2 separate regions of the Homo sapiens genome follow, and region 2 is linked to region 1. A link is a loop called in an ENCODE intact Hi-C map of the cell type or tissue named here. Cell type or tissue: PC-9. All regions are shown on one strand. Links, peaks and the distances in the headings refer to the core of each region. The heading gives the core; the rest is flanking DNA. Region 1 has its middle 13 kb from the start of PRSS2. Region 2 holds the start of MIR11400 (microRNA 11400).

What was found. A loop is a pair of places that touch in the nucleus more often than their neighbours do. Peaks named below come from ENCODE experiments on the same cell type or tissue, not always from the same donor. Only the 100,000 strongest peaks of a DNase experiment are listed, where the experiment ranks them.
Region 2: it touches region 1 in a loop (9-fold over the local background); 2 of 110 quality-filtered maps call a loop at or near these places.

The regions. Positions count from the first base shown.
Region 1 is chr7:142,775,653-142,791,609 of GRCh38, forward strand. It overlaps TRB, the pseudogene WBP1LP1, TRBD1, TRBJ1-1, TRBJ1-2 and TRBJ1-3, and 3 more genes. Among named protein-coding and RNA genes, the nearest start is that of PRSS2, 13 kb to the left of the region's middle. In PC-9, for the core only: a CTCF peak has its summit at 7,834 (motif pointing left); a DNase peak (open chromatin) is centred at 7,869; H3K4me3 peaks cover 568 bases.
Region 2 is chr7:142,471,350-142,487,306 of GRCh38, forward strand. It overlaps MIR11400 (microRNA 11400), which reads left to right and starts at 3,178; the gene lies at 3,178-3,254. It also overlaps TRB, the pseudogene TRBV7-5 and TRBV5-5. In PC-9, for the core only: CTCF peaks have their summits at 7,278 (motif pointing right) and 7,479; DNase peaks (open chromatin) are centred at 7,332 and 7,672.

The DNA of each region.
Region 1 (15,957 bases), core at 4,732-12,731:
GCCAGGAGCAGCCAAGGGAGACAGACAAGTTCAGAGCACATTTCCAGTTACAGGGAACAGAGCACAGGCCTCCAAGTGTCCATGGAGCAGCGTGCAAATTGCAGGGATGAGTAGAGTAAAACCTCTACATGCAGCACAGCATTCCTGGCAAACACAGGGGACCACAGTACACATGCTGTGGAATACACCCAAGTATGCATCAGACACTTGTTTGGTAAACAGTAAATGTGTAAGATCAATTACCTTGAGAGGGCCATCTGTGCTCCAGACATGTGGTTTGTGTGAGGAGACGGCTACCACTCACTATCTTCAGAGGAAAACAGGGCTCAGGGCTTGCACACAATGGACAGATACACATGGGTCACCCAAAACGTCACTGCATACAAACATCACTTTGTTCAACATGGATTTTGTTTTTATGGAGTCCAAATGCAGACCCTAGTTCACCTTACAGCCTTGGGTTTGTCTGCTTTGGGAGATATATATCCAGTTGATAGACAGACAAGACAGATACATTTTTTCCCTTTCTTACCACAATGTCAATGCCTCATCTGAATATCATCATTACTCAAGAGTCAAGGGAAGAACCAAACGCTTCATATAAACAGGGCTGGGCTGGGCTAGATGGGGAGTGTTAGTTTCCAGTGTTTTCTGTCTCCATTCAGATCATTCCTATCAAAGCCCAGCTGGTCACCTCAAGCCAAGACACAGACATAAGGATCCCAATGGCCTTCCAGATGGCTGCTTCCACCTCCCATCTTGGCCACTAAGACTCTTTACACAGGAAAGTGAGTCACCCCAGTGAGAAGGGTTGCCAGCGGAAATAGGGCATGAAAATCACAGATAACCATGGGATTTCTTCCAAGTGGTCAGTGTAAAATAAACCACCACCACCACCACCGAAAACACAAAAGAAGCAAAAAAAGTGCTTATTCAAAATCCAAGACAAAATACTGTGTGAGAGTCAGGCCACGGGGTTGCCTTTTCTCAGGCCACACAGCTTTCCCAGTCCGTTTGCTCGCATGGAACCGTAAGATGTGAAGGCCTGCAGAGCGTGTGCTTGGGATGGAGGCTGGTACTGTTCACCTGTGGGTCCAGACCAAAGGGCAAAGAGGCAGAAAACTGAAACTCTGTCCACCGGCACAGCTTAGGCCCTTCTGCTCATAGAGGCTCTGAAGAACCCCCACCTCAGCCTTCACACATATCCTTCTGGCTGAACTACAGCCAGGCTGGAGTGCCATGGCATGATCTCTGCTCACTACAACCTCTGCCTCCAGGGTTCAAGTGATTCAGCCTCCCAAGTAGCTGGAATTACAGGCACCCACCACTGTGCCCAGCTAATTTATTTTTTATTTTATTTATTTATTTATTTATTTATTTATTTATTTATTTATTTTGTATTTTTAGCAGAGACAGGGTTTCACCATGTTGGCCAGACTGGTTTTGAACTCCTGACCTCAAGTGATCCAAAGTGCTGGGATTACAGGCGTGAGCTACCGCTCCTGGCTCAGACCCCATTTTTAAAAAATATTTTCAACATTTATTTTAGATTCATGGGGTACATGTGCAGATTTGTTACATGGGTATATTGTGTGATGCTGAGGTCTGGGGCACAAATGATCTCCTCACTCAGGCAGTGACCATAGTACCCAATAGGTATTTTTTTAGCTCTATCCACCCTCCTTCTCTCTTCCCTCTAGTAGTTGCAGTGTCTAGTCTTCCCATCTTTATATCCATGTGTACCCAATGCTCAGCTCCCACTTATACATGAGAACGTGATATTTGGTTTTCTGTTCTTATGTTAATTTGCTTATGATTATGGTCTCCAGCTCCATCCATGTTGCTGTAAAGGACATGATTTCATTCTTTTCATGGCTGCATAGTATTCCATGGTGTATATGTACCACATTTCCTTCATCCAGTCTACCGCTGATGGCCACCTAGGTTCATTCCATGGCTTTGCTACTGTGAATAGTGATGTGATGGACATGTGAGAGCATGTGTCTTTTTGGCAGAACAATTATTTTCCTTTGGGTAAATGCCCAGTAATGGAATTGCTGGGTGGAATCGTAGTTCTGTTTTAAATTATTTCAGAAATCTCCAAACTGCTTTCTGCATTAATTTTTCCATGAACTCATTTACACTCTGACCAACAGTGTATAGGTGTTCCATTTCCTCTGCAGCCTCACCAGCATCTTCTGTTTTTTGACATTTTAATAATAGCCACTCTGCAGCCAAGCTCTTTCAAGGCCAATGTGGAGAAGAGCCACAAACATTCCTTTTCCCGAAGAGAATTCTTGCCTGCCCACTGGTAGATTTCTTGGTTTCATCTGTCTTTCATTGTTTGTTTTTCAAAGAAAAACCAAAGGTAAAGTGATAATGATCTTCCACACCTGAACCAGTTTGTAGCCACCAGAGCCTGCTGGGAAGGGGCCCCTCACGCATGCATTGATCTTGTGACCTGGAATTTGAGAGATCAATAAGCCCCGTAGCAACCTACCATACAACTGCCCATCAGCGCTGATCCTTTCATGGGATTAGCTCAATTCTGGCTCTGCAGACACTGGCAGCCACAGTTGACAAACCCTGGGCCTCTGTGGGCTTCCTTTGTCACCCAGGGCCACAGTGGGCTGCCTGTCCTAGGCAGAGACGCAGCAACATTCTCTTAAACTGAAATTAAGCATAAATCCACTTCACCGATAATCATCTGAGGGCTCAGTCCCTGCCTCCTTCCTCGGGGATTTTAAAACACACATTTCTCTGACCAAACAGGTAGGTGAGATCTGACTTTAAAAGGAGGGAAAATCGGGTTGAATTGGGGTATCAGGAATGAATCCCAAGCATTTTTGTGTGGCGAGAGGCATCCACATCCCAAGCTGTACCTGGAGATGGAGAAAAATGCAGGAGAGAAGAAGAGAAAACAAAGGGGGACAACGAGCCCTGGTTGCTTTGCCAAGGTCTTGGGCACAGACAGGGCCGGCTCTGGCTGGGAGCTGCTGCTCTAGGGGTTGGGAGAGTTCTGTTCATCCATGGTGCTCAGCAGCAGGGACTGGGGGCCGTGGTAGGTGCAGATGCCCAGACTCTCAAGCTTGCTCCTTGCATGGCTGGCAGGGGCATTGCTCCTTGTCACCAGGTGACTGCACAGGGCAGCTGTCATGGACATCCAGGGGGCCATCCAGAGCATCACTGATGAGCATGTTGAATGCTTTGGGGCCATCGTCATGTTGGCCCCAGTTGCACACATGGTATCTTCTCTTTGCTTGGGGCGAAGGGGGCGGGGAGGGGCGGGGATAGTCTGCCATGCTCAGAGTTGTAATCATTCAGCAGCTGCTCCATATATTCTAAATCCTTGCACAGGAAGGCTCCTCGGCCCAACTCCCCCAGGCTGGCCACACAGACACTGGGCTCCATTCCCAAGTCTTTGGTGGCTGCTGTGTCAGCTGGTGTCAGAGGCCCCAGGGTCAGCAATGAGTGGGGGTCTTGTGCTGCTTCTGCTAGGCCCAGCCAAGGGGCTGCTCTGTGCCTCCTGGGAGTCCCAGGGTCACTGCCACCTTAAGGGCCACATGCCATAGCTGGAAGTCACTATATGTTTGGGGAAGAGTTGGAGATCGGGAAACCATTCCCTCATAACAAGGTAGTAAATAGTTTGGCAAAAAACTGAAGATAAAGTGGCAGTGCTGAGTAATCATGGGCTTCCTACAGGTGATCGGGTTGATTTCTTGTTGCCACTGCCTGGCCTGAAGACAGTGCTTGGCTCAGCGGTGGCAGCAGACGAAGCAGCAGCTCAAGAGGATGATGATGGTGGCCCACACCAGCCAGAGCCACAGCAGTGTTTTTTGTCACAGGTGTAGCTTGGATTGTTGGTACCACACAGGCTTATCCCATGGGGGTTCACCCTGGGTTGACAGGGGCTGGGCAGCACCTGGAGGACCAGGAACACCACCCACACCCCCACACACACACCACCCAGACCATCTCCTCTGCAAGCCCCTCCTGCTCCTGCTCCTCCATCACAGCACTGCCCTCCTTCTGCTTCCTCTCCTCCTCTGCCCTCCAGAACAGTGGTCTTAAAGAGGTTTCTTGGCCTTGGCACTTCTGTGGGCTCCCAATGTGCTGATGTGTGACACGCTGGCATGCTTGGCAAGACCTCACTGCTGCCTTTGACTACACAGGGTCCTCTCTGTACCCAGAGCAAACATATGCAAGGAAACCCCAGCACTGACCGAATCAGCTTCCTCGGAGGCCCCTCTCCACATGTGCTCCTGCTAACCCAGTCTGTACTCCCCACAAGCTGATGTCCTGCTTGGAGATGATCGTGCTGGCCCTCTTGCCCAACAACTGGCTCCTGTGTCTGGAGGGGAGAAGACAAATCCTTGGTCTCCATCCCTCATGTTCTTGAGAAGTCTGCCTTTTATTCCTCCACAGAATAATACCAACATGTTTACACTATTCCTATGTATAGACATTTTCCCATTTAGTTTTCTCTCCCCTCCGGAGTGGTTATTAATCCAGCGGTACAGATAAGAAAACAGGTTCAAAGAGGCTTATTAGTTTACCCACGTCCCAAGCCCAGCAGATGGTAGGTCTGGGGTTGACTCCTCATTTGCCTGGCTTCAAAGCCCACGCTCTCTGTGCCCCGCCTCACATCCCGCTATGACTGTGGTCTGAGGTGATGACAAGTCCGTCAGCGCTGACCTCTGATGTTTCTCCAGCCCCCTGTCACTATCACCCATTCCCTTCCTCCCTGCATCTCCTGAGGGGCACCTCCCAATTGTCCCATTCCATGCGGCAAGACGACTGCTCTCAGAGAGCTCCTGGTTATGGCATTGCTCCCTACCCTCCCACAGTGATCAAACTAGAATTCAAGCTCCCTGGGGAAATGTAGGGTTCTCCTGGCACCACCCTTGCCCCCACTCCCAGTCTCATGCCTCTTCACTGCTCTCCTCCCCTGTCCCCTCCCCTGCTCAGAAGCCCTGGTGGCCCATCCAACAAGCCATGCGCCTCCTGCCTCTGTCTCTGGACACTATGGCACTCTCAGACTGGAAGCCGTTCCTAACCTCCCCTTCACCCTTTTCAGAAAAGTCTTCCTGATTCTTCCTTGTCCCCACCTCCCTTGGGTCTGGCTCTGCTGGCCCTCCCTCGGGTCTGAGGCAGCCATCCTCCTCCTGTCTCCGCTTGCCTCTGTCCTAGTCCTGCTCAGGTGCTCAGGTGCAATAGATGCGTCCATCCTGGCAATCAACTGTGTGCTCCTCAAGCGGGTACATCTTGTCTTACATATCCTGATATCTCCAGTGATTAAGCAAAGCCTGGGATGTAATAAGCACCCAGTGAGTGGAGGAATAAACATGGAGTGGAGGGAAATGTGCTGAGAAAAGAAAGACCCTTCCAGAAGAATGATTCTCAAAGAGTGGTCCCTAAGCCAGCAACACCAAAATCTCCTGGGAATTTAGGAGAAACACAAAAGCTAGGCCCTACCCCACACCCACCGAGTCAGATCTCCTGGGACAGGGCCCAACAAACAGCATATTTTTTTATTTGAGATAGGGTCTTGCTCTGTTGCCCAGGCTGAAGTGCAATGGCATGATCACTGCTCACTGCAGCCTTGACCTCCCAAGCTCAAGTGATCCTCCCACCTCAGCCTCCCAAGTAGCTAGGACCACAGGCGCACACCACAAACCCAGCTAATATTATTATTATTTGTAGAGATGGCAACCTCATATGTCGCTCAGGCTGGTCTCAAACTCCTAGGCTAAAGTGATCGCCTGCCCCTTTGCCTCCCAAGGTGCTGGGATTACAGGCGTGAGCCACCACACCCAGACAGCAACCTGCATTTTAACATATCTTCCAGGTCTTCTGATGCCCGCTGAAAACTTGAGATTGGATACGGTAATGACATCCTTAGGCCAGTATTGAAACCGCCATTGCAAAATTGTAACTGAGACAGTGAAACAGATCTGACCCAACCAACTCTATCTTGCGGTTTTTTTTGTTTTTGGTTTTGTTTTTTTTTTTTTTTTTTGGAGCCGGAGTCTCAATCTGTTGCCAGGCTGGAGTGCAGTGGCTCGATCTTGGCTCACTGCTACCTCCACCTCCCAGGTTCAAGTGATTCCCCTGCCTCAGCCTCCCCAGTAGCTGGAACTACAGGTGCACACCACCATGCCTGGCTAATTTTTTGTATTTTAGTAGAGGCGGGGTTTCACCATGTTGGCCGGGCTGGTCTCAAACTCCTGACCTCATGATCCACCTGCCTCTGCCTACCAAAGTACTGGGATTATGGGCGTGAACAACCGCGCCTGGCCTCCATCTTGCTTTTAACCTCCAAGCTGTCCTTATTCCTTCCCCAGCATAGGCTGAACTAACTTTGGGAAGAACTTAGTTTCTAGTTTGAAACAAAGACGGTAACAGTCCTTGCCCAAAACAAACCTCCTTTTTGCCTGGAGACTAGACTGTCTTATAGGACTAACAAATTTGCCAAAAGATTAGAAATTATGGTTTAGGAGTCACGTAGCTGGAGTCTGCAAGATTCCAAACCTCCCCAAATTGCTCCTGGGGATAACGTCACTATTGTAAAACCTAAGATCAGTGCTTGAGATATTTTAAAGACCCTGCACTTGATGCATCAGCTGGCACAACGCAGATCGATAAACTAGTTCATCTGATCTTGTGGCCCCCACTCAGGAACCGACTCAGCACAAGAAAGCAGCTGGGGTTTCATCTCCAACCCAACGGATCAGCACTCCCGACTCACTGCTTTCCCCTCCGCCCACCAAATTATCCTCTAAAACTCGGATCCTCGAATTCCCGGGGAGACGGCAAGATTTGATTTGAGTAATAGTAAAACTCCAGTCTCCCACACAGTCTGCTCTGGGTGAATTACTCTTTCTCTATGTCAATTCCCCTGTCTTGATAAATCGGTTCTGTCTATACAGCAGGCAAGGTGAACCTATTGGGCAGTTACGATATCTCTCTGAAAACAAGTCACTATTTTTTGTTTGTTTTTGTTTTTGTTTTGTTTTTGAGACAGAGTCTCTCTCTGTCGCCAGGCTGGAGTGCAATGGTGCGATCTCGGCTCACTGCAACCTCCGCCTCCCGGGTTCAAGCTATTCTCCTGCCTCAGCCTCCCAAGTAGCTGGGATTACAGGCAAGCGCCACCACGCCCGGCTAATTTTTTGTATTTTTAGTAGAGACAGGGTTTCACCATGTTAGCCAGGCTGGTCTCGAACTCCTGACCTCAGGTGATCCACCCGCGTCCGCCTCCCAAAGTGCTGGGATTACAGACGTGAGCCACCGCGCCCGGCTTCAGTCACTAACATTTTTACTGACTCTTCTGGCACCATGATTAACCCCGACACGCACTATCGCATGCAATTCTCACAACCCCATGAGGTAGGTATTATTATTGCTCCTAGCTTACAGATAAAGAGACAGAGTTTAAGAGGTTTAGCCACGCTACGGGGCTGCTGGGAGCCCGGCAGTCTGGCCACAGGAGGTCGGTTTCACGGAAGGGCAGGATGTGGCGGCATCTCCTGAATTTAAGGAGTCTTGGGGGCGCGGTGCTTCTCTGTCATTGGGCAACTCATTTTAGCCTCTTGGGGTTTCAGTTCCTCAACTGAGAACAAGGAATTTAGGTTGAAATGAACATGCTGGAAAGCTTTCAAGAATTGCACACGTGAAATGCTCTTTGCGTGTCTCCCGGTCTCCCACCCGCCCCCGACACAGAGGCGCAGGAGTAACCCTGCTCCCTTCCGCGTCCTCGCCCCACCACGAGCTGCGCATTCTTCTCGCCCCCTCAAGTGGCCGAGCTCAGATTGCAGTTACTTAGGTCTAAAAAAATAAGGAAAGGCTGCCCCCTGCTGCCCACATGGATGCATGACCCCAACCTGATACCTGCCTAACTGGTCTTCCTAGCTTTTATGGAAAAAACGCTGCATATGAGCTTGGGCATACCGTCCAGAGAGGCAAAACTGGGACAAACTCCATCGGAATTCTAAAAAACCATGATGCCAAGACAGAGTGGCATTATTATTTATAAGGCCAGTAGGGATGAGGGCCCCCACTAGGTGATTAAAAGACACTAACTTAGAGGATGAATTATTGATAAGTAAACGAGGTGAGTAAGGCAGGAAAACATGCAGAAATAGATCAAAATAAACTGAATATTTCAATTAGGAAAGGTACTGGCAAGAGGCTTTGACACAATCCAATGGATGAAAGCAATCAACTTTTTTTTTTTTTTTTTTTTGACAGAGTCTCACTCTGTCGCCCAGGCTGGAGTGCAGTGACTCAATCTCGGCTCACTGCAACCTCCACCTCATGGGTTCAAGCGATTCTCCTCCCTCAGCCTCCCGAGTAGCTGGGACTACAGGCGCACACCACCATGCCCGGCTAATTTTTTTGTATTTTTAGTAGAGACAGGGTTTCACCGTGTTAGCCAGGATGGTCTCGAACTCCTGACCTCATGATTCGCCCTCCTCGGCCTCCCAAAGTGCTGAGATTACAGGCGTGAGCCACTGCACCTGGCTGCAATCAACTTTTTATGCAGGCATTTGGTAGCATGTTGCGAGGTCCATCACTATTAATGCCGTGAATATACCAAATCCTCTTTTTCTTTCTTCCCTAAGTTCTAAGGGCCATGCCCTGGCACCAAACTTATGGCAGTCCTAGACTACCCTCTGATGTTCACCATGGCTTACCTCTGCCCTGTTCTAGTTGGGGACAAGCTGTGGGTCCCAAGCCTGGCATTGTAACAGAAACGCCCAGGGTAATTTTCTGTTTGTTTATTTAAATAAATAAATAAGTAAACTCAGTCTTGGAGATTTTAACTCAATAGGTCATGAAGACTACTCAGAAATCTACATTTTTCACAGTTGTCCAAGTGATTAAGTCCTCACTGAGCAAATTCAGGACAAGGAAACAACTTCTTACATAAATTCTACATAACTTCATACATAACTTCACACATAAACTTCTTTGGCAAAAAAAATGACTTTGTAAATTAAACAAGTAGGTTTTTAAAGTAGCATATTTTATTTAAAGCCAAATTTTCTTGATTTTTAAAATTAACTTAAGTTTGACTTTCAATAGACAATAGAGCTATATGACTCTAAAATGGAAACAACCCAGTAACGTTGACACTGGGAAATGTAACTTTTACTTCCGCTCTGTTTCTGTCTACTCCACCCATTCTTTCTTTTCTTTTTTTTTTTTTTTTTTTTTTTTTTTGTTTTGATAGAGTCTCACCGTGTCGCCCAGGCTGGAGTACAGTGGCGTGATCTTGGCTCACTGGAACCTCCGCCTCCTGGGTTCAAGTGATTCTTCTACCTCAGCAGCCTCTCAAGTAGCTGGGATTATAGTCACCTGCCACCACGCCCAGCTAATTTTTTTTTTTTTTTTTTTTTGTACTTTCAGTGAAGATGGGGTTTTGCTGTGTTGGTCAGGCTGGTCTCGAACTCCTGGCCTCAGGTGATCTGCCTGCCTTGGCCTTCCAAAGTGCTGAGATTACAGGGGTGAGCCACCGCACGTGGCCTACTCCACTCATTCTTAATAGGTCATCACTCTTGTCAGTTTCTGTTGTATCTTTACAGTGTTTCTGTATACAAAATGTATACAAAATCAAGTAAATACAAAAGTATAATTCTTCTTTTCCCCCCTCTGTTAGACAAAGGTGGCATCTAGTTATGCTATTCTGAGACTTTCTCTTTTCTGGGTTAATAATGTATCTTAGAGAATTTTCCATAGCAATATAAAATATTTTGATTCTTTTTTTAGCATTGAATATTACTCCATTGTGTGAACATATCACAGTTTATCCAGTCCCTTACTGATGGGCATATAATTCAATTTTGTCAGTCAAATTAGTGAAAAGTGTATTTTGATGAAGTTTTTTTAATTTTATTTTTCTTATTGTGATTTTTTTTCCCTTATAGTTAGGTACCATTTGGATTTATTTTTCTCTGAACAATTTACTCTTCACCTATTTTTATTGGGCTGCTGGATTATTTTCCTATTGATTTTTAGGAGTTCACCACATGTTGAGGAGATTAGCCCTGATGGTGAGAACTAGGAATATTTTTCCCAGATTGTTATGTATATTTTGATTCTGTTTATATTTTACCATGCGAGTGTGTCATCATTATGTCGTTGTTTGTCTTTTTTTTTTTTTTTTCTGGATTTTAAGTCATAGCTTAAAACCCTCCGAGTGACGCACAGCCTCGGGGCAGGGCCAGGGTAGTGATGGGGGCTGTGGCTTCTCTATAAGGACATGCCCCAACGTGACAACAGCTTGGAGAGGGGTGGGTACTGGAGAAGACCAGCCCCTTCGCCAAACAGCCTTACAAAGACATCCAGCTCTAAGGAGCTCAAAACATCCTGAGGACAGTGCCTGGAGGTGAGAAGGAAGCCCCCGGCCTGGTCCATACCCCACCACCAACTTGCATAATGGGGGGTGATGTCACCCACCCTCCACTCCCCTCAAAGGAGCAGCTGCTCTGGTGGTCTCTCCCAGGCTCTGGGGGCGGACCCATGGGAGGGGCTGTTTTTGTACAAAGCTGTAACATTGTGGGGACAGGGGGCCACAATGATTCAACTCTACGGGAAACCTTTACAAAAACCTCTCTGGCGGTCCCAACTCCCAGAGTCCTCTTCTTTCCTCCTGGGTCACAGGTCTTAATGCAATTTGGTTCAGAATGCCTCTGCCTCACTCCTGATCACATGTCAGACCAAGACTGTGGACAAGGACAGGCCCAGATGAGAACTAAAGCTTCCCAGGCAGAGAGAGGTCAGACATAAGAAGACTGCCTCAGGAACCTCACAAGTGGAGGACTCAGGGAGGGTCCCAATCCCCAAAAATTGAGACAAAGTCAGGTGGAAGGTTCATCGGAGGTGACCAGCTCTCCAGAGGACTCGGGAAGAAGTCAGGGGTATCTATAGATGGAGTCACAGGTTCTGGGCCCCTGCCATCCTCTGCAGGCCATGCACTTTCCCTTTCGATGGACCCTCACAGAGGGAGCATCTGAATGGGGCATCCTTTGAAAAAGGAACCTAGGACCCTGTGGATGGACTCTGTCATTCTCCATGGTCCTAAAAAGCAAAAGTCAAAGTGTTCTTCTGTGTAATACCCATAAAGCACAGGAGGAGATTTCTTAGCTCACTGTCCTCCATCCTAGCCAGGGCCCTCTCCCCTCTCTATGCCTTCAATGTGATTTTCACCTTGACCCCTGTCACTGTGTGAACACTGAAGCTTTCTTTGGACAAGGCACCAGACTCACAGTTGTAGGTAAGACATTTTTCAGGTTCTTTTGCAGATCCGTCACAGGGAAAAGTGGGTCCACAGTGTCCCTTTTAGAGTGGCTATATTCTTATGTGCTAACTATGGCTACACCTTCGGTTCGGGGACCAGGTTAACCGTTGTAGGTAAGGCTGGGGGTCTCTAGGAGGGGTGCGATGAGGGAGGACTCTGTCCTGGGAAATGTCAAAGAGAACAGAGATCCCAGCTCCCGGAGCCAGACTGAGGGAGACGTCATGTCATGTCCCGGGATTGAGTTCAGGGGAGGCTCCCTGTGAGGGCGAATCCACCCAGGCTTCCCAGAGGCTCTGAGCAGTCACAGCTGAGCCCAGGGTGATGGGGCAGAAGAGGGAAGGGGAGGGGGCCTCTCCTCATAGTTCCCTGAGATAGCCCAGAGAAAGCCCGGTGGGTAATGAATGAGCCACAACACCTCTCCATCTATCTGCTTCACTGACAGAGGTTCTCTGTAGATTCTTCGTATATTCCTGTGCTGGATTTTATAGGAGGCCACTCTGTGTCTCTTTTTGTCACCTGCCTGAGTCTTGGGCAAGCTCTGGAAGGGAACACAGAGTACTGGAAGCAGAGCTGCTGTCCCTGTGAGGGAAGAGTTCCCATGAACTCCCAACCTCTGCCTGAATCCCAGCTGTGCTCAGCAGAGACTGGGGGGTTTTGAAGTGGCCCTGGGAGGCTGTGCTCTGGAAACACCATATATTTTGGAGAGGGAAGTTGGCTCACTGTTGTAGGTGAGTAAGTCAAGGCTGGACAGCTGGGAACTTGCAAAAAGGGGCTGGAATCCAGACGGAGCCTTTGTCTCTAGTGCTTAGGTGAAAGTGTATTTTTGTCAGGAAGGCCTATGAGGCAGATGAGGAGGGGATAGCCTCCCTCTCCTCTCCACTATTTTGTAGACTGCCTGTGCCAAGTTAGGTTCCCCTACTGAGAGATGGGTAGACTCAGCTTGGAAGGGGTCACCTTGAACATCTCCTGTCTCCTTGAAGGGTGCCGGTCACGGCCATGACAGATAAAAGAGCCTCTGACCTTACCACCACGGTCCTACCGTTTCTCTCCCTCACACAGAAAGGAGAAGGTCACAGAAGAGGGAACTTGGGGGATCACACGGGGCCTAATTGGTCTGCTGACCACCGCATTTTGGGTTGTACCATTGTCTACCCCTCTACCCACCAGGGTTAAAATTCTACTAAGGAACAGGAGAGGACCTGGCAGGTGGACTTGGGGAGGCAGGAGTGGAAGGCAGCAGGTCGCGGTTTTCCTTCCAGTCTTTAATGTTGTGCAACTAATGAAAAACTGTTTTTTGGCAGTGGAACCCAGCTCTCTGTCTTGGGTATGTAAAAGACTTCTTTCGGGATAGTGTATCATAAGGTCGGAGTTCCAGGAGGACCCCTTGCGGGAGGGCAGAAACTGAGAACACAGCCAAGAAAAGCTCATAAAATGTGGGTCAGTGGAGTGTGTGGTGGGGCCCCAAGAGTTCTGTGTGTAAGCAGCTTCTGGAAGGAAGGGCCCACACCAGCTCCTCTGGGGTTTGCCACACTCATGATGCACTGTGTAGCAATCAGCCCCAGCATTTTGGTGATGGGACTCGACTCTCCATCCTAGGTAAGTTGCAGAATCAGGGTGGTATGGCCATTGTCCCTTGAAGGCAGAGTTCTCTGCTTCTCCTCCCGGTGCTGGTGAGGCAGATTGAGTAAAATCTCTTACCCCATGGGGTAAGAGCTGTGCCTGTGCCTGCGTTCCCTTTGGTGTGTCTTGGTTGACTCCTCTATTTCTCTTCTCTAAGTCTTCAGTCCATAATCTGCCTCCTCACTCCCTTCTTGGCTCATCCTCCCTCTTATGTGCATGGCTCTGCCTCTCCTAAGCCTCTTCCTCTTGCGCCTTATGCTGCACAGTATGCTTAGGCCTTTTTCCTAACAGAATCCCTTTGGTCCAGAGCCATGAATCCAGGCAGAGAAAGGCAGCCATCCTGCTGTCAGGGAGCTAAGACTTGCCCTCTGACTGGAGATCGCCGGGTGGGTTTTATCTAAGCCTCTGCAGCTGTGCTCCTATAATTCACCCCTCCACTTTGGGAATGGGACCAGGCTCACTGTGACAGGTATGGGGGCTCCACTCTTGACTCGGGGGTGCCTGGGTTTGACTGCAATGATCAGTTGCTGGGAAGGGAATTGAGTGTAAGAACGGAGGTCAGGGTCACCCCTTCTTACCTGGAGCACTGTGCCCTCTCCTCCCCTCCCTGGAGCTCTTCCAGCTTGTTGCTCTGCTGTGTTGCCTGCAGTTCCTCAGCTGTAGAGCTCCTTGCTTAGTCTTCAGGGCTGTGTGTTTCTTTGCTCTTCTTTTCATTGTTTTCTGGGACTCTTCTCATCTCTACTTTCTTAGTGGATGTATTGTTTTACTTTCCCTTTTTTAAATTGCATCTTCTCCATTTTTTCCTTCCCATTCTAACTCCACTTCTGCATTGTTGACTCCTTTTGGTGACTAGCTCTGTCTTCTATGTTAAGATTCTCCCCACTGCCAGCCTCCAGCACAGAACTCTGCTCATGTCTTCATCTCCCTCCTTCTTTCTTTCTCTACCAGTCTTAGAAGATGCATCTATGTCTTCCTGAGGTAGTTTGAAGGTTCATGAGCCAGGCATGACCAGGTTGGGGAGACAGGTGGTTTCAGGGTTGCTCTTGAGGCCTGAGGGCAGAAGTCCCTGTCACAGCATTGGGCGAGCTGCAGGGAGTCTCTGAGGTGCCTGTGTTTGGCAGGTGTTTGGGAGATAGGTCTGAAGAGAGTGTTACAACTGGAAACTGACATTATCTTAGCAACAGATAAGGTATAAAGAAGACAAAATGGGTAGGAGACTCTATTTTCTTTTTTTCTGAGACGGTGTCTAGCTCTATTGCCCAGGCTGGAGTGCAGTGGCACGATCTCGGCTCACTGCAACCTCCGCCTCCTGGGTTTGAGCGATTCTCCTCCCTTGGCCTCCCGAGTAGCTGGGATTACAGGTGCCTGCCACCAAACCCAGCTACTTTTTGCATTTTTAGTAGAGATAGGGTTTCACTGTGTTAGCCGGGCTGTTCTCAAACTCCTGACCTCGTGATCCGCCTGCCTTGGCCTCCCAAAGTGCTGGGATTACAAATGTGAGCCACTGCACCCAGCCAAGACTCCATTCTCTTAAGCCTCAGAATCTATGCTAGAACAATAGGGTAAAGGCCCCACCAGGAAGCCCTAGTACAACCTTCCCCATGCTGGGGAGGAAGCAGACAGGCGGTGGAGCGGGGTTGGGATGGGATGAGGTCTAGGATGGAGACATAGACAAGGGTGGAGGAATGGGACTCATAGGGTCTACCAAAGTTTAGGGGCTTGGGCAGACATTAGTGTAGGTGGGGACACACACCAAGACGTTGAGTGGAAAGTACAAATCACCAGATTCAAAGGCCTGGGTTCAAGGGGCTGTGGTGGGGGAGGTGTGCAATTTGAAAAGCAACTTAAGCTGCCTCCTCTCTAAGACATAGAAACAGAAGAGACTAACTTATATGAAAATCCTTTGTAAAGGATTTTGTAAAGGACTCAACTTGTGGTGACAATCCTTTTCATTCCTGTTGTTTATGATCACTAGGTCACAGGGTTTGCCTTTTTCCAAACCTGCATCTCAATTTTCCCATCAAAAACATTTCCCAAATTTGGATAAAGAACCCATATCTAGACTTGCCACATTTCTGCACCAAAAGCTCACTCTCATGGTTGGAACAGAGCCAAGCAAAGGGCACAGTAAATTGTGGTTTCTTCCACTCCTCATGTGTCTTCAGATGAAATCATTCTTTCCAATAATCCCAGAAATTCTTTCTCTCCTCTCTCAAGCATGTGAAAAGGTCCAGAGCTCTGCAGTGTGAGCTTTCTACTGAAATGGCCCTTGGACTTTGTGGTTCATTCATACTCAGTGGTCTAGCTTGTACTACTTTTGAGAATGCAAAGCTTAACTGTGGACGGATTCCAATCCTGGCCAGGCAGGGTTGCTGGACACTCTGAGAGAAGAAAGGGTTAATCCCATGACCATCAACTTCCATGGGATTTCAGCCATCCTGGACAAGCTACCACACCCTCCTGCCCCAGGGGAGGAGGAAATGTGGACCATCCCATCAGATATTGACCAGGTTTGGCTCTTTAAAGAGGGTTACATGCAAGAAAATAAAATTTTTTAAAAAGGTGCTGGGCAGGTGGGGGACTCAGATGTAATGGAAAAGTGTCTTTTCTAGAAAAGAAAAGCTAATTCTAATATGTGTCACTACCCCACGAGACAAATATATACATCTTGATTTAAAAAAGGAAAATTATAATTAGAAAAAGTCAATTTAGTTATTGTAATTATACCACTAATGAGAGTTTCCTACCTCGAGTTTCAGGATTACATAGCCATGCACCAAGCAAGGCTTTGAAAAATAAAGATACACAGATAAATTATTTGGATAGATGATCAGACAAGCCTCAGTAAAAACAGCCAAGACAATCAGGATATAATGTGACCATAGGAAGCTGGGGAGACAGTAGGCAATGTGCATCCATGGGACAGCATAGAAAGGAGGGGCAAAGTGGAGAGAGAGCAACAGACACTGGGATGGTGACCCCAAAACAATGAGGGCCTAGAATGACATAGTTGTGCTTCATTACGGCCCATTCCCAGG
Region 2 (15,957 bases), core at 3,415-11,414, 310 kb before region 1:
AAATTGATGGGGAATCACTATCATGGCGGCCACATCTGGCTCAAGGCTTTCTCTTGTGGCTGCAGTACCTGACCTCCTCCAGGTCTCTGTGCTCTCTTTCAGGGTCTTTCCCCACAACAAATCTAGACAGATCAGAGATCCACTTCTAGAATTCCATCCTTAAAGGTTGTTCCTTGAAACCACTTCTGGTAAGAAAATCTCCATTAGGTTTGCATCAATAAAACAGGGCCACTACAAGTTTGAGAGTGTAACAGATTTATGATCAGAATTAGACTTTATGCATATGTGGGAGGAGCTGAGGAAGACAAGGTCTGGAGGAGAGAAGTCAGAAGGTGAGGGAGCCAGTCAGTAGTCAGGGCTCCTGAAGCTCTGGGCAGGACAGGCTAGAGTGGCAGGGACATGAGAGGATCAGAGCATACCAGGACATGCAGTGGGACCTTGAGCCGGGAGCACAGGAAAAGGCCAAGGAAACCTGCTTCTGGGGAAGCTGTTCCTTGTCTATGGGGGCCACCCCTGCAGGTGCACTGCCAAACACTGTGGGCAGCCTGGCTGCTGTTGGCCAACATTTGGGAAGATGAACTGGACACAGGGTGCAGAAGGAACAGGACTTCCGAGGTCTGTTGGATGCCTCTGTATCTGCTGGTCACTGACTCTCACTGTCTGACCACAATGACTTGCCAATTGTTATAGTGACTGTTTTATATCTGTCTTCTAAATTTTACCAAATGTATCCTTGACCATCTCTAACCAGAATGATAACAGAAATGGCATTCTGGGAAAGTCAGACTCTTCATTTGCAAAGTTGACTTAACACAATCCAGCACAGGATGGATTCTCCCAGATTAAGGCATCAGATCACACAACTGTCTCGACCTGCCACGGTCCATGGACTCCTCTCCGGGGGACACCTGTGCTGCCCAGGTGAATGTGGACACAATTTGTATGTAGATGTTCCAGACGCTGGTGACTAACTTTTCTTTTAATACTGTGTCTGAAGTCTCTCTCACCCAGAGGGTCTATATATGTATGAGTATATATGTATTTATAAATATGTATGTGTAATTTCTCCTTAGAAGAAAATGTCATGATGACTACATGGCTTAATGGCATTTATTTATGAAAGAGCTTTATTAAAAATAATTAGAAAATTTGAATTCTATTCTGAATTTTTCCTTGGGAGTGTCCTGAGAGCATTTTTGACCCTACCGACCTTTGTCATGTGTGTATTTGGCAGCCTAGAGTGCAGCAGTTATTGGCGCCATACATTAGGGAGTTAGACTGGAGATGGCTGCAAAATGACTGACTCTTAGTGTTATTCACTCTCACTCTGGGCCTCACTGGAATGTCACAGACTACCATCGAACAAATGGATTCCCAGTATGAAGAATATTAGGAGATAGCAATGAGGAAACATGAGCACAAGCAACAAACATTTGAAGTGCAAACCTGAAGACTCGAAATGTTGGCATTATAAGATATGAAAGTTTGGTGAGCTACATTTAAATGAACATGACGGGGAACTGAAACTAGGAAAAAGACAATGCCTGAAACCATCAACTTTCATAACAATTGTCAAAAAATATATCTAGGAATGCCTCATACAATCACTGAAAACAAAATGGAAAGTCAAACAGTTGATTAGCTCCTCCTACAGAGATTTTTAGTGATTTCAAAGATGGATCTGCAGGAGTGATCTAGAATGCAGCATGGAAAATGAAAAGTGAAATATGAAAGAAGTTAGAGAACAGGGAAGAAAAAAATGGATGTTTCCCATATATTAGAATATGCATATTTTTCATAATTTCCCATTTTTTGTTGCATATGATTGAATTTTCAGACAGATAAAATAGGTAGAATGTTATGAAGTGATATTTATGAGATGTTAGCTGAGAAGTTTTTTGAGGTGTTTAAGGACCTAAATTCAGAGTTTCCAGAATCACAATGAATCTCAAATAAGGCAGTCAAGTCATAAGCAAATTGTAGAACATGACGGACAAAGAGAAGATTTTGAAAGCCATCAGAAAGAAAAGACAAATACGTCCCATAGGAATAGATGGAGAACAACAGTAAGTTAAGACAGTGGTAAAAATAACCATTAGCTCAATTATCATTCTCCTTCATTTAAGGTAAGATTGATTAAAAAAAATAACTTTTAGAAGGGGAACATGAAAAATGACCGCTGTGAGTTTGCTATCAAGGTTTCTTTTCTGAATTACAGTTAAGAAAGGTGGGAAATGATCCCAGAAGAAAGGCATGAGGGCAGTTCGTGAGGTAACCCAAGTGATGGGGCTGCCCCGTTGGGCACGTGTGACTGAGGGAATGGAGGAGGCTGGGGCATAAATGGGGATGGCAGAGGGGACCCTGAATTGCAGGATAGACAATGAGCTAATGCCTTGGTGCCTTGTTTTGGGGATGCTGTTGGCACATCCTACAAGACATGCCCAGCAGACAGAGGAGTGGCTGTAGGATGAGAAGATGAACTCAGAGATGCAGTGTGAGGCCTCTGGCTCCAGACAGCACGGGAGCCCAAAGCAATGAGCCAGGCATTGATGTTGTTAAAAAGGAGCTTATAAATATTTAAAGTGTGTTCTAATATAAATACTGTGACCCTGACATCCTGGGGATTGAGAGAGGAAGTGATGTTACTGTGGGAACTGCCCTGTGGAGACAAGGACATTCCTCGTCCTCTGCTCCTGCTCAGAGTGACACTGATCTGGTAAAGCCCCCATCCTGGCCTGACCCTGCCATGGGCACCAGGCTCCTCTGCTGGGTGGTCCTGGGTTTCCTAGGGACAGGTGAGTCCTCAGAACATTAAGTAGTTTTATTTTTTCTCTGTGTGTAGGTGTGTGTGTGTTTGTGTGTGTGTGTGTGCGATGACTACAGATGTTTTCCTTATTCTGTTGCCAAATTCTATTTCCACAGATCACACAGGTGCTGGAGTCTCCCAGTCCCCAAGGTACGAAGTCACACAGAGGGGACAGGATGTAGCTCCCAGGTGTGATCCAATTTCGGGTCAGGTAACCCTTTATTGGTACCGACAGACCCTGGGGCAGGGCCAAGAGTTTCTGACTTCCTTCCAGGATGAAACTCAACAAGATAAATCAGGGCTGCTCAGTGATCAATTCTCCACAGAGAGGTCTGAGGATCTTTCTCCACCTGAAGATCCAGCGCACAGAGCAAGGGCGACTCGGCTGTGTATCTCTGTGTCAGAAGCTTAGCCACAGTGTGGCACAGTCGTGTCCTTCCTGCTCACAAACCTCATCCTTCTCTCTCCTTGCACCTCCTAGAGACCCTTAATAGAGGCCTATCTTTGATCCTCACTTTTCGTGGGAAATAAGTAGAATTGGACATCGGCTGTCCTTTGGGTAGAAAGAGACCACAGATTCATTCCTGAAACACAGTGACTGCAAATGTAGGTGGTGAAAACAATCACGTCCCACTGCCCTCTAGGAGTGCTTGGAGCCAGCTCACTGCTCCAAACGGAGTGGGTGTCTTAGCCTTGGCCTTCAGGGCAGACATGCATCTTCTATAGGTCTTGGAGGCTGCTGTGTTACCCACATATATGAGGTTGTCAAGGGCAGGAAACATGCTCTTCTCCTGCATATTTTGGGGCATCTGGAAGGTCTGAGGCTACATCCCCAGGAATATCTTTCTTCTAAAGCCTCTTCTATTCCTGTCACCTTGGAAATTTTTGCAACAAAATATCGAACCTCTCTTCCTGTTTAAAGTAAAGGTCTTTGCAACTTTCGTGGTCTTTACTTGATAAATACAATCATGGTAACAATAAGACTTCATTTCTTCTGCCTACTTTAAGCCACTTGTATCCTTTATTTTATTTCCATTTGCCATTGCTACTGTCCTGATAGACAGAAGCATGCATTCACCACTGCTGCCTGTTCACATCGATTCCCTCAGGAAATCTGATTTTTAGACTCTGAGTGTTTTCATTGTTGTCCAACTCATTTGATTTGAAATAATTTTACCGAGGCCTTTAACTCAAGAAGTGTTTTATTTATAATATTGAATCTATTCCTTTTTATTTTATTTTTCATAATAGATAGTACTATATAGTACTTGTTATAAATAGAAGTACAATGATTATATTGCAATAGAATCTTCCACCTATCTGTGGGTGCTGCTGCAGTGTGTATCTGTGAAAGCGAATGCACTGGTCAGAGCTGATGTGATTATGGATCGTGGGTTTCTGGGAGTCCTTGGCGACAGACCACTTCTCCAAGTGTGGGACTCAGTGTCCCAGATGCAACCATGATAGAGGTGCCCTGAGTCTTTCATAGCTAGGAGGGGCATCATAGTCCTTCCAAATTCACTGATCAGAAATTGTGGTGGTACAGATACCAAATTTCTTTCTCCAGAGAATGATGGTCACTGGCAGGGAGTTGCTCTTGACCCATTTTTTCTTGTGTCGTCATCAAATCCCTCCTTGCTCAGGTGCCCTGTGTCTCCTGGGACTGAGTAAGTCCAGAGCACAGATGGGAATTCCCTGTCTTCCTAGACCCTTTGTCTAACTGCTGCCACTTTCCTCCATGTGACTCCTGAGATAGCTGGTCCTAACAGTGGACAAGCTCTGACACTGAGGCTGAAGAAAACACAGTCTATAGTTGTCAACGGCGCTGCAAGAACATGTAGCAAAAACGAGCAGGGCTTCCAATTTATACTGAGAATGAACATGCAAGAGGAGCAAAGGGTAGATGGTACTAATGAACAAATAGCAAGGAATGCAGTTTCTGTTCTAATGAAGTCATTCTGTTGTCTTAAGTTAAGTAGGAGAAAACTTTCACAGTAATTACATCAAGTCAAAGGCTAGCGGCTCCCCAACCAACCAACATAGCTATTTGCTCTGTGATCTTGGCAGCTTCAGAGGACTCAGAAATCCTTTCTCTGCACAAACATCCCTTTGTCCATTCCAAGATCCAGGATCACACACTGATCCTATCATGAAAACAATGAGGTGTGCTATAGTTGCTGTGGCCTCATTTTAGTATGTTGAGTAGGAAGCATTGACGAACTTTGAAAGCTTTGCTCTTGAGTCTAGGGATGTGCTGGAGCCAGCTTGTATGAGTCAGAAGAATCAAATAGGCATACTTTTCCCAGCTCCCTGTTCAGTGAAGCCATGCTGGGAGCTTGAAATCTGCCATGGTGGGTATGTTGGTACAACAGAAATTAGCAAATGCTACCAGCCATGCCCCCACCTTCACAGACACCCAGTTTATCAGCACATCACTGGAGTATTTTCTGATGTCCCTGTTATGCCATGTCTTTTAGGGACAAAAGGGCTCAGAATTTATGTCTCCTCTACTCTGTTCTTAGAAGCCATCATCTAAGGGGGCCTTGATTGCTCCCATTTCTATCCAGCTCCCAAATTCTCTTGCTCTGTAGCTCTGTGTCTCCTGCAAGCACGCCAGTCTGGAACATGACAACTATTTTGAATGTAACTAAAGGTATCACTGAACCAGTTCATTATTTACAAATTATCTTTCCTTGCATGGAATATTCAGATGCTGGAGTCATTGGGAACAGAGATGGCCAAGCAGCAACTCTGGGTTGTGAAACACTTACAGCCCCGCTATTCTTCTGTGGCAACGAGAGACCCTGTAAAAAGGACAATTTTGCTTTGGAGACTAAGCAGCTCCCCACCAGTCAGGAATGACTCTGCTTTTACTTTAGGCTGAGAGGTCAGAAGGGTCACACCCTCAATATTCTCCTCTCCAAGACGGAGTGTGGCCACTCTCCATCTCAGTCCCTGGAAGTTGTCCAGAGCTCCCCGAGAATCCCTGCTCTGGAGGCAGAATCACCAAGGCTCATCCTCACCAGCTCCCCACAGGCTCCAGCAGGGCTTTCCCACCAGGTGCAGGGCACAGGAATGGCTCTGCCTGTCTCTTAGGTAGAGGGAGGCCAAACAGTGATGTTTGTATAAGAGGGACTGGGGTTCTGGGTCTCCTTTAAAGTATTTGACAAAATTTTCTTTGTTTTTGTTTTATTGTGCCATCTCACCAATGAGGAGAGCAATCCCTTGGTAGTTATATTGTTTTTGGCACTTGGGAAGGTTTTTGTGGTTAAGCCACATTAAGAAATTGTGCCTTTACAGGAAATTGTGCTGTACAGGAAAGTTCAGCTGTAACCCAAGGCAGTGAAAGAAATAGCAATAATTTTGAGAGCAGTTACTTGGGTATCTATGATAAAGGTGTTAAGTTTCATTGCCTACATCTAACTTTCAGTCTAGTGGAAATGAAAAGGCACAGTTAGGGGGCATGTGAGCATGCCATGAGAGAGATCGATGCCAATTGAGAAGTCTGTGCCATTCCCCAATACTGTGGGATTGAAGGGGAGGGAGAGATGACCTCTCCTTCAGACTGTGCTCAACAAGGAGGGAGTGGGAGTTCATCCATGGGAATCTGACGAGGAGCAAATCCCAGGGGCCTCTAACTCAGGGTGCAGGAGCAAATCCTTGGAGAGGAAAATGGTCCAGTTCAGCTGTCACAGGAGACAGGAGAAAGCAAAGTCATCTAATCCACAGTCTCCCGGCTGATTTGCTTCCTTATGATGCTATTTTGTACCAGCGTGTCCTCATCTCCCGCTGCTCCTCTGCCTGTTTCAGAATCATCTCTTCCGTGTTTGGTGCTCAGATCAGTGGATGTGCATTGTACAAGCTGATCATTTCCTGTAGCAGCCCCTTTGCTAGTCTTAGTTATATCCATCCTTATTTTCTGCATTAGGTACTGCTCCCTCCACCATTCATTGCTTATTGCCTTGTAAGAGGTCTCGTTTTATATATTTCAATTTTACTTTTTATTAATAGATATTTGACTTCATCTTTTGCTGATCTATACTTTTGGGGTAACATTGTCATTTTTGGAGGACGATTTGTTTATCTTTAGTGATTCAGATTAAATAATCTCTTTATACTTCAATGTCTGTGTTTTCTTCCTATTTTAAGCCAAATATTATTTCCTTTCATTCCTCTCCTTCTGTTACTCTTTCTTTAGATGGTAGTTTTAAGGGAGAAAAAGTTAAACTATAACTGGACCTATGTGATAAGTGTTATTCAGAATGAGGGTGGGATATTAAGATTGGTAACTCAAAGCAATAATCAGGGTTAGAACTAATGTTAGACTTAGGGTTTAAGGGAAGCTGCTCATAAAACCAGCGTGATGGCACTTCTGGAATATTCTGGCAGCTTCCTCTGCAGACACTTCCCAGCATTCCTTGGGCCATTACAGAAGAAACAATGTTGAAACTTCACGTATTGGCCACAAGATGGCAGTGTGGTCCACTGAGCTCGAAAGGTCTCTGGGGAGTCTAGGAGAGCATCCTAGGAGGGAAAGGGTTAAGAAAAATTAGGGCTTGGATCCTGTATTATGCAGATGTTGCAGCAGCTTTCAGTTATTGCTAGGCTACCTACAGCTATGCAAGAGACGGGAAGTCCCTCTAATCTTTAATGACATCTACAGTTGAGGAATTTTGGCCGGGGCAAATTTTGGTCAGGGGCAGGTGTAGAGGAGCAACTGCCTCAGAGGAAAAGGGAAAAGCGAGGGGTGGGCTGTGTCCTGAGCCCAGTGCGTCTCTGCTGCACCTCATCTTCCCTGCAGGTCTGGCCAGGCAACAGCTTTAATCTGCTTGAGTGATCTGGAATTCTAGAAGTTCAGAAGTCGTACTGATAACATCACCTTGGCTGAGATTCCATTGGACACCAGGCATGTGTTCTCTGGAGGACAAAAAATATTGAGAACAAGCTCTAAAACACCTAAGTAAACAGACTACAGAAGAAAAATGTTAGTAGATGCACCAAACTGTGCCGTTAGACCTGATGATAATTGACTAGTAGAATTACCAAAAAGAGACTATAAATAAGTCTCCACTAAGTATTTGTGTTATTGAGAGCAGTGTTTAAGTCTTCTCAGGGTAGATTAAAGAAGGAATTCAGCTATTATCATGACTTTGGCTTGGATGAAAATCCATGAAGTCCTCAATTGATTTTCTTGTAAAATATTACAGAATAATATTGAGCAAACATTTTATTTTTCTCCAGCCTGTATCCCTCCTTAGCACTAACAGGTAAAGCGAATACCTAGAGGCAAGGTTTCTTTAGTTGGGATCCATTAACTGCAGGACTGGGAGGTCCAGAGCTGGGCTTCACAGGGAGTGCAAACCCCACGTGCAGGGAACCCCGTGTGTCTGTGCTGTGCCCAACTCCCCTCTGTGAGGCTGTCGAAGGGAGAGGGCCGGGTCACCCGGGAACCCCACTCACAAAGAGGGGAGCAGGCTGCTTGCTGGGCAAAAAAATCACTTCACCAATTGGCCAATCTGTTGAAAGCCAAAATGAAAGGAAAGTCTGAATGTGAGAGTGATGAATGCCCAATTTTCCAAGTTATGAAATGTATAGCAGCTCATGGTTGTCAGAATGATTTCAACAGCATATAAAGATATTGTAAACAGCTTTTGTTTGTCTATAGCTTTCCTTGATATTGATCCTCAGTTGTTTTTCAGCCCACGCATCAGTTGAGCTTATTTTGATACCAAATTTTAAAGTTGCCACTTCAGTCACCAAGCACTTCTCACATTCTCCATAACTTACAGATATGTGTGCTCCTGTCTTTTCTTATTTTTGTGTGATTCATTTTTAAATTGGGCTGTACAGAATACAAGCATACATTTGTAAATGACTCCCATATTTTATGCAATTAACTGTTTACTTTTTAGTAACAATTTTATTTAAGGTTTAACTAATAGAGATAAAAACAGAAATATTAATACAAGGACAACATGGTAAATTTTGACAAATGCATATGCCAGAGCAACGGTAACTGAAATGATTATAAAAAAATTTCCGTCATGCAGGAAAGTGTCGTCATGCTCCGTTCCAATCAATTTCTATCCCACAGATAAAAACTTTTCTCAGTTATTTATTTATTTTGAGACAGTCTCACTCTGTCGCCCAGGCTGGAGCACAGTGCTGTGATCTCAGCTCACTGCAAGCTCTGCCTCCCGGGTTCATGCCACTCTGCTGCCTCAGCCTCCAGAGTAGCTGGGACTACAGGCGCCCGCCACCATGCCCGGCTAATTTTTGTATTTTTAATAGAGACGGGGTTTCACCGTGTTAGCCTGGATGGTCTCGATCTCCTGACCTCGTGATCCACCCACCTCGGACTCCCAAAGTTCTGGGATTACAGGCATGAGCCACGGCGCCAGGCCAAAACTTTTCTTATTTTTATCACCATTGACTAGCTTGGTCTATTCCTGCACTCCGTATAAATGGAATCATATAACATTTTTATTGAGTTATTTTCCTCCAAAATTAGTATTTCTGAAGTGTATTCATATTGTTGTATCAGCAGGTCATTCTTTATTATGACTAATATTCCACTGTGTAAATATACCACAACTTGTTTATCCATGCTCCCGTTGATGGATATCCATGTTACTCCTGTCTTCAACTATTATGAATAAAATTGTTGTGAATATTCTTGTGGAATTCTTTCTTGTGGATATATGGATTCTTTTTTTTTTATTTTCTTTTAGGTATAGACTTAAGAGTGGAAATACTGACTCACAGTGTAGATGTGTGTGCTATGCTTGCGTGTCCCCACAAAATCTCATGTTGAAATTTGTCAATGTAATGGTATTGGGAGGTGGGACAGTTATCACTAGGTCATCAGGGATCTGCCCTCAGAAACAGATCAACGCCCTATTGTGGGAGTGAATAAGTTGTCTTGGGAATGGTCTTCTGATAAAAAGTATGAATTCAGCCACTTTCTCTGTCTTGGGTGCTTGCTTCCCCTTCTTTCTGCCTTGGATAATAGCAGGAGGCCCTCAGCAGTTATGGCCCTTTGATCTTGGACTTCCCGGTCTCCAGATCTATAAGCCAAATAAATCCCTTGTCTTTATAAATTACCCAGTCTGTGGTATTTCTCTACAGCAGTAGGAAAGAAATTGAAAGAAAACATGGTGCTGAGAGTGGCGCTGTTGCTACAACAAGGACCTGAAAATGTAGAAACAGCTTTGGTTAATGGCAAATGGGTAATGGATAGAGGTTGGAAGAATTCGGAGAAGCAGACAAGCAAAAGCCTAGATTGCTGAAATAGATCATTAAGGGTAATTCTGGTGAAGGCTCAGGGGGAAATGAGGAACAAGATATCGGAAATCAAAGTAAATGCTATCCTTGTTGTAGGTAGCAAAAACCTTGGAAAAATTGTGTCCTGTTCTAGGACTTTCTGGAATAAAAATATTATGAGCTATTAGCTAGGATATCTACTGAAGGAAATATCTAAGCAGCTAAGCATTCAGGCTATTGTGGACTACTTTCAGGCACCAGGAAATTTAACCCAGCAAGAAAGGAGCCAAGGGAATAGATTTTGCAAACCAGCACAGATGGTGACACTACCTACCTCTGCTGTCCTGTCTCCAATAAGACAAACTCGCTCTGGAGTTAGAGAAAAGAGGAGCCAGTTAACATAATACACTGGGGTCAGCTTCTGAAGGCAGGGTGGATCTGAAGGGAATAACATAAACTGTCCAGAGCACTACGTATAGGATGACCTTGAGGGTGCTGAGTCCCAAGCTGGCTAGGTCTGTGCTATGAGCTGAGAAGGCCCTAGAATTATTTCTGGGGAATCTGAACTCTTGATAATTTACAGACAACACAGGTCTGCTTTGATTCTGATCAGATGGACTAAATCTTGGGGACTCTGCACCGCTGGCCACTCAGGAAATGGGTTGGGAATGTTGCCTGAGACAGGAAAATATGATAAGAAACATGGTGTGAATCTAGCATCAGAAAGATGATGTGAGGACAGCAAGGAAGAACTGCAACTTGAGGTTTAATCACAGGCTCCTCATCCTCCCCTGATGGGCAGGTGTGTGAGCTCCAGGATGGAGTACCACAGCACTAGGTGGGAGAAGGGTGATAGGGTGGTGGGGCTGCCTGTGAGCTGGGGCAGTGTAGGTAGAGGAGCAACTGTATCACCACAGAAGCTTCTGCCTTCACACATTCCTCCAGCTCTGCAGGACAGGTTGAGTCCAGGGTCCGTAGTGCGCTAGACTTAAGGAAGGCTGCATGGGGAGGACACAGGACAGTGACATCACAGGATACCCCTCCCATCAGGAAAATCAAGGCTCAGAACTCACTGGGTTCTTCCCCAGGAGGACCAAGCCCTGAATCAGGTGCAGTGCTGCCTGCCCCACTGTGCCATGGGCCCTGGGCTCCTCTGCTGGGTGCTGCTTTGTCTCCTGGGAGCAGGTGAGTCCTGGGCACAGGACAGCAGCCCCATTCTCAGCTTTTCCACCCGTGTCCTCCACTTTACCATGGAGAAGACCTCCAGGCTGTCTCCTGAGCTCATCCTCCATCTGCTTTTCCCACAGGCCCAGTGGACGCTGGAGTCACCCAAAGTCCCACACACCTGATCAAAACGAGAGGACAGCAAGTGACTCTGAGATGCTCTCCTATCTCTGGGCACAAGAGTGTGTCCTGGTACCAACAGGTCCTGGGTCAGGGGCCCCAGTTTATCTTTCAGTATTATGAGAAAGAAGAGAGAGGAAGAGGAAACTTCCCTGATCGATTCTCAGCTCGCCAGTTCCCTAACTATAGCTCTGAGCTGAATGTGAACGCCTTGTTGCTGGGGGACTCGGCCCTGTATCTCTGTGCCAGCAGCTTGGCACAGCCCGGCAGAATCACTGACATTCTGTATATAAACTTCCTGCCGTAACTTTGACTTGAGAGCTGCAGGCCCCACCCAGGTTTCACTCCTTCAAGGGAAGCTTTTAGTTGCTTGGAAGGCATGTCTTGTGTCCTACTGAGGGCAGACCTTTCCCAACCAATAGAGCCCAGGTTTCCTGTGCCCTGAGTGTGCCTGCTTCTGTGCTGCATCTTCTTGCAGCTTGTCCCTTCCTGGGTAACTTCAGTATAAGAGTGACTGCTGAGCGCTTGGTGTGTGCTAGATTTTTGTATATGTTACATATCTTAAAGCTTTTCCACAACCTTGCAAATCAAACATTCTCATCCTTCCTTTACAGATGGGAGGCTCAGGGACATTGAGTCATTTTCCCCGGTGTCTCCTGGCTTGTAAGGATCAGAAGTGGGAAACAAACTAGTCCATCCATTTTCCACCTACCCCCCTGTTTCATCACCACCTTCTGTATCCTGTTCAGTAAACCAGAGCCCTCACACTGCCCTCTAGTGACCAGCAGGGCCGCAGCAGAGGCTCAGATGTCTTCAGGGGGTTATTACTATGGCCTCCTAATTAGCAATTTTGAGGAATGTTAAATTTCACACTTTTTAAAAAATCATTTATATGCATTCCCTTTATCTTTCCCATGTCTGTAGCTTACATTTTCATTTTTATGGTGTTTTTTGATGTACAAGAGTTTAATTTAATGCCACAAAAATGAAAAACAATTTTGTTTGTGTGTAGACAAAAACTTCTTTCTCATATAAATGTCTAAACATATTTTTCTTAATTTATTCTAGTAAAATTTAAGTTTGGCTTTTCTCCATTAAGAAGAAATGTACCTGAAATATATCTCACGTCAGAAATAACATAGAGACCTAGGAATGGGAGGGAAGCACATATGTTCAGTGAAGAAGCAACAGCCTGTCAAAAAGATCCCAAAATGGACACCCTGCGCTGACGGTGGAGAGGTAGCTGGAGGGTAAATGATCACGAACTTTATCAAGCTGTTGTTGTTAGAAGAGGGACAGCCAGGAGCAGAGACCACATGGGTGAAGGTTTATGACTTGACTCTAGGTTGAAGGTTGCAGCAGGTAGAGGGCGGAATTGCAGGCAGAGGGCAGAGTCACTGGCTGGCAGGGGCAGTGGCATCACCAGTGACTCTACTGACATCCAGGAATTATGTCCCCAACACACAAAGTGAAAAAACTCCCAACAATCTGCACATTTTTCCCTGGCCCTGCTCTGGCCACCAGACTCCTCAGTGGTGTGGCCTTTTGCCTCCTGGGGGCAGGTGAGATCTTTAAAGACTTTTCCTTGGCTCACCACATCCTAGCCTAAGCCTTTACATCAGGTCTGCATTATTGGGGTCCCTCCTTGGTCACTCAACTTCCTTCTATCATAGACTTCACAGATGCTGGAACAACCTGATCCCAAGATACCAGAGAACAAAGGCAGGACGCGAAGTGACATGGAGATGCCTGAGACTGCCATCCATGAATACAGGTGCAGATGTTAATAGGAGCCGAAGCTGGTGCACAGCTGATCTGTCCCAGCCCACACTACAGAGAAATCCCTGAATGTCTTTGACTTCCTCTCAAAGCCAAATATGTGGCCTTGGTGTCAGACAGTCTCTCCCAGACCTCTGTGCCCTCTTGCACCAGGCTTTACCCCACAGCCACCTTCCTCTGCACACAAAGTTCAGTGGAAGATATAGGTGGCCTTGTCTTTACGAGATCGTGATCTGGGCAGTGGAAAACATTGTCCCATAGGAGTCTCCCCAACACTGCCCAGGCTGGGGCCTTCAGAGCTCGGAGCAGCTCTGTGCATATGAAACTCTGCCTTGTGTTGAGCTTCTCTGCCAGGCCAGTCTCAGCTGGACAAAGGAACGCACATCACCATGATGTGAGTAGATGCAGCCTCTCTTCCAGGCCCCTCCTGCAGCTCTGGCCTCAGAAGTCCTCTTTCTCAATTGCTCTCAGGAAGGAAAGTTCATTTGAAATTGTATATTTGCAGACAGCATTGACAACACAGGTCTACGTATGTCCAATCCCATCTTCCATTTGTAACAAATACAAACACTGTGGTGTGCTTCTTTTCACCCCTCTTTTCTGTGTTCATGCACACCTTTCTACCCAAGTACACCTACAGAAATTGGGTTCACCTGTACACTTTACTGGCCACATGCATACTCTTTTCTGTTAATATACCCTGGTCTTATTGTTCCAGATTGGTCGATATAGATCTAACTTGCTCCTATTAGCTGCTTCATATTGCATAATGAGGGTAGACAGGTACATTCATGCTCTATTGTCTGAGTCCTAAATTCTGCCAAATCTTTTCTAAAGTGACTGAATGACCTCTTTATGCTTCCAAGTTCTCCTCACCCCAGCACCCAGTTGATGAATGCAGCTTTTCCATCACTCATAATCCTAGCAGGTGTGAGAGCTTTATCAGTTTCTCCTGCATGAGGAGACAGGGAGAGATAAAAGGATAGATGTTTATCGAACCTACCAGAGCCTACACAGTATCTCAGTTCATCCTCATAAAGCATGGAGAGGAATGTGCGTCTTGTTTTATAGACGAGTCTAGATGTGGCTAGAGTCCAGGAAGGTTAATGAATGGCATTGCCCATGGTCTCAGAGCTAATAAATGGTGGAGCCAGATGGAGGACAGTTGGCTTGCCTCTGTGTAGAACTGATAGAGGGGTCACTGGAGTTTGAGGGAGGTGAAGTCTAGAACCATCTGGCGTTGTCTTCGGATCAGACGCCAGGGGGCAGTAGAGTCTGTGTACCCTACAGCACTGAAGGTAAAAGTATCATGGTGTTGGCAGTGGGGAGGTACTAGAGTGGGTATGTGGTTAGTGGCCAGGAACCAGAAGATCTGAACTTTGAAAAAATTTTTCCCATCACAAGACGTAGCAGAGACACTGATGTGGATAATCTAGGCCAGAGAACTGTGTGACGAGCTGTTCTTAAAATGAGGGAGGGAGGAGAAGCAACTAAGGGTCACTTCCTCTACATGAAATGGAGAGGAAAACAATGTTAACTAGAATCTCATCTGATTTTAGTCAGTTTTGCTTTGTAAGTAGTTGCAAGGTGGGACAATTTATTTTTGACATTAAGTAAACATCTATACGGCTTCTTTACCTTATGAAGTCTGGTGGTGAAGGCAAAAATGGTACGGCCAATGGAGTCACAGTTTGTTTAATAAATAACTCAGAGTTCAAATGGAGACTCTCATGGGCCAGAAATTGGTAAATGTTCCTGCATTCTAAAATTAGGAGGATCTTATTTTCTTTGAATCAACAGAGAAGGAAGCACAGGCAGTGGGGAGGGACAGTAGGGAACTCGGCAGAGTGGCCACAGAATGTGGAAGACAAAGGACATGTAATACCAAATTCTAAGCTGTGAAGTTGTGATGCAACCCTCCTCCTTCTCCTAATGTTTTTCAGGTCTCAGCACAGATGCACACCTGAGGGAGTAACTTCTTTGGAAATGAAGGACAAATAGCTGTGTAATAATAAGTCCACCTTACAAAGCACAACTGGAAATGGAAACAAGATTATTTCTAAGGCCTTTTCTACTCTAAGAGTAACTTAGTAGCAAGCTGAGAGGTGAGGATGGGGGGATGTTCATCCACACGCAATGAGTACCATGAGGCTCTACCATGAAGCATATAGTCCTCAGTGTGAATCAGAGCCCTAAGAAGAATAATGCCCTTTACATTGCTTTGCCCTCTGCCATCCTAAACCCATCCCACCCATAATTAAGCAGCCATGGAAATGAAGGGAGCCAGAAGGAATCAAACCCTGCTGCTTGGTTCAGTAGACAGAGGGACCTGGGGGCAGGGTGTTGGCTGGGTCTAGGAGAAGATGATGAGCTCAGAAAATAGACAAGGAGAAACCCCAGGGGAAAGCTTGTAAAATCCTGGAGGAATCACAAGATATATTATTTGAGCTCCTTTTTATTTATTACTAAATTAATGGCAGGAATCCCATATAAAGGGATATTCCTTATGAAACATGACATCTAAAGTACAAACAGAGGATTCTTCCTTACCCTAAATCCTGCCCTCTCTCCCTGAGTCTCTTACGCATCAGGCCACCTTTGTGCCCATAAGTCATGGGCAACGCAGTGTGGTCACCTTCATCCACACCTAGAGGACAGTCAGCAAAGTGAGGTGGTTCTGCCTGCTGCGGTCTCACCCCAGACATGGAAAGCAAGAGCCCTGGGTGGAGCTGAAGGTGCTCAGCTGGGTTTATCAGGAGTCTCAT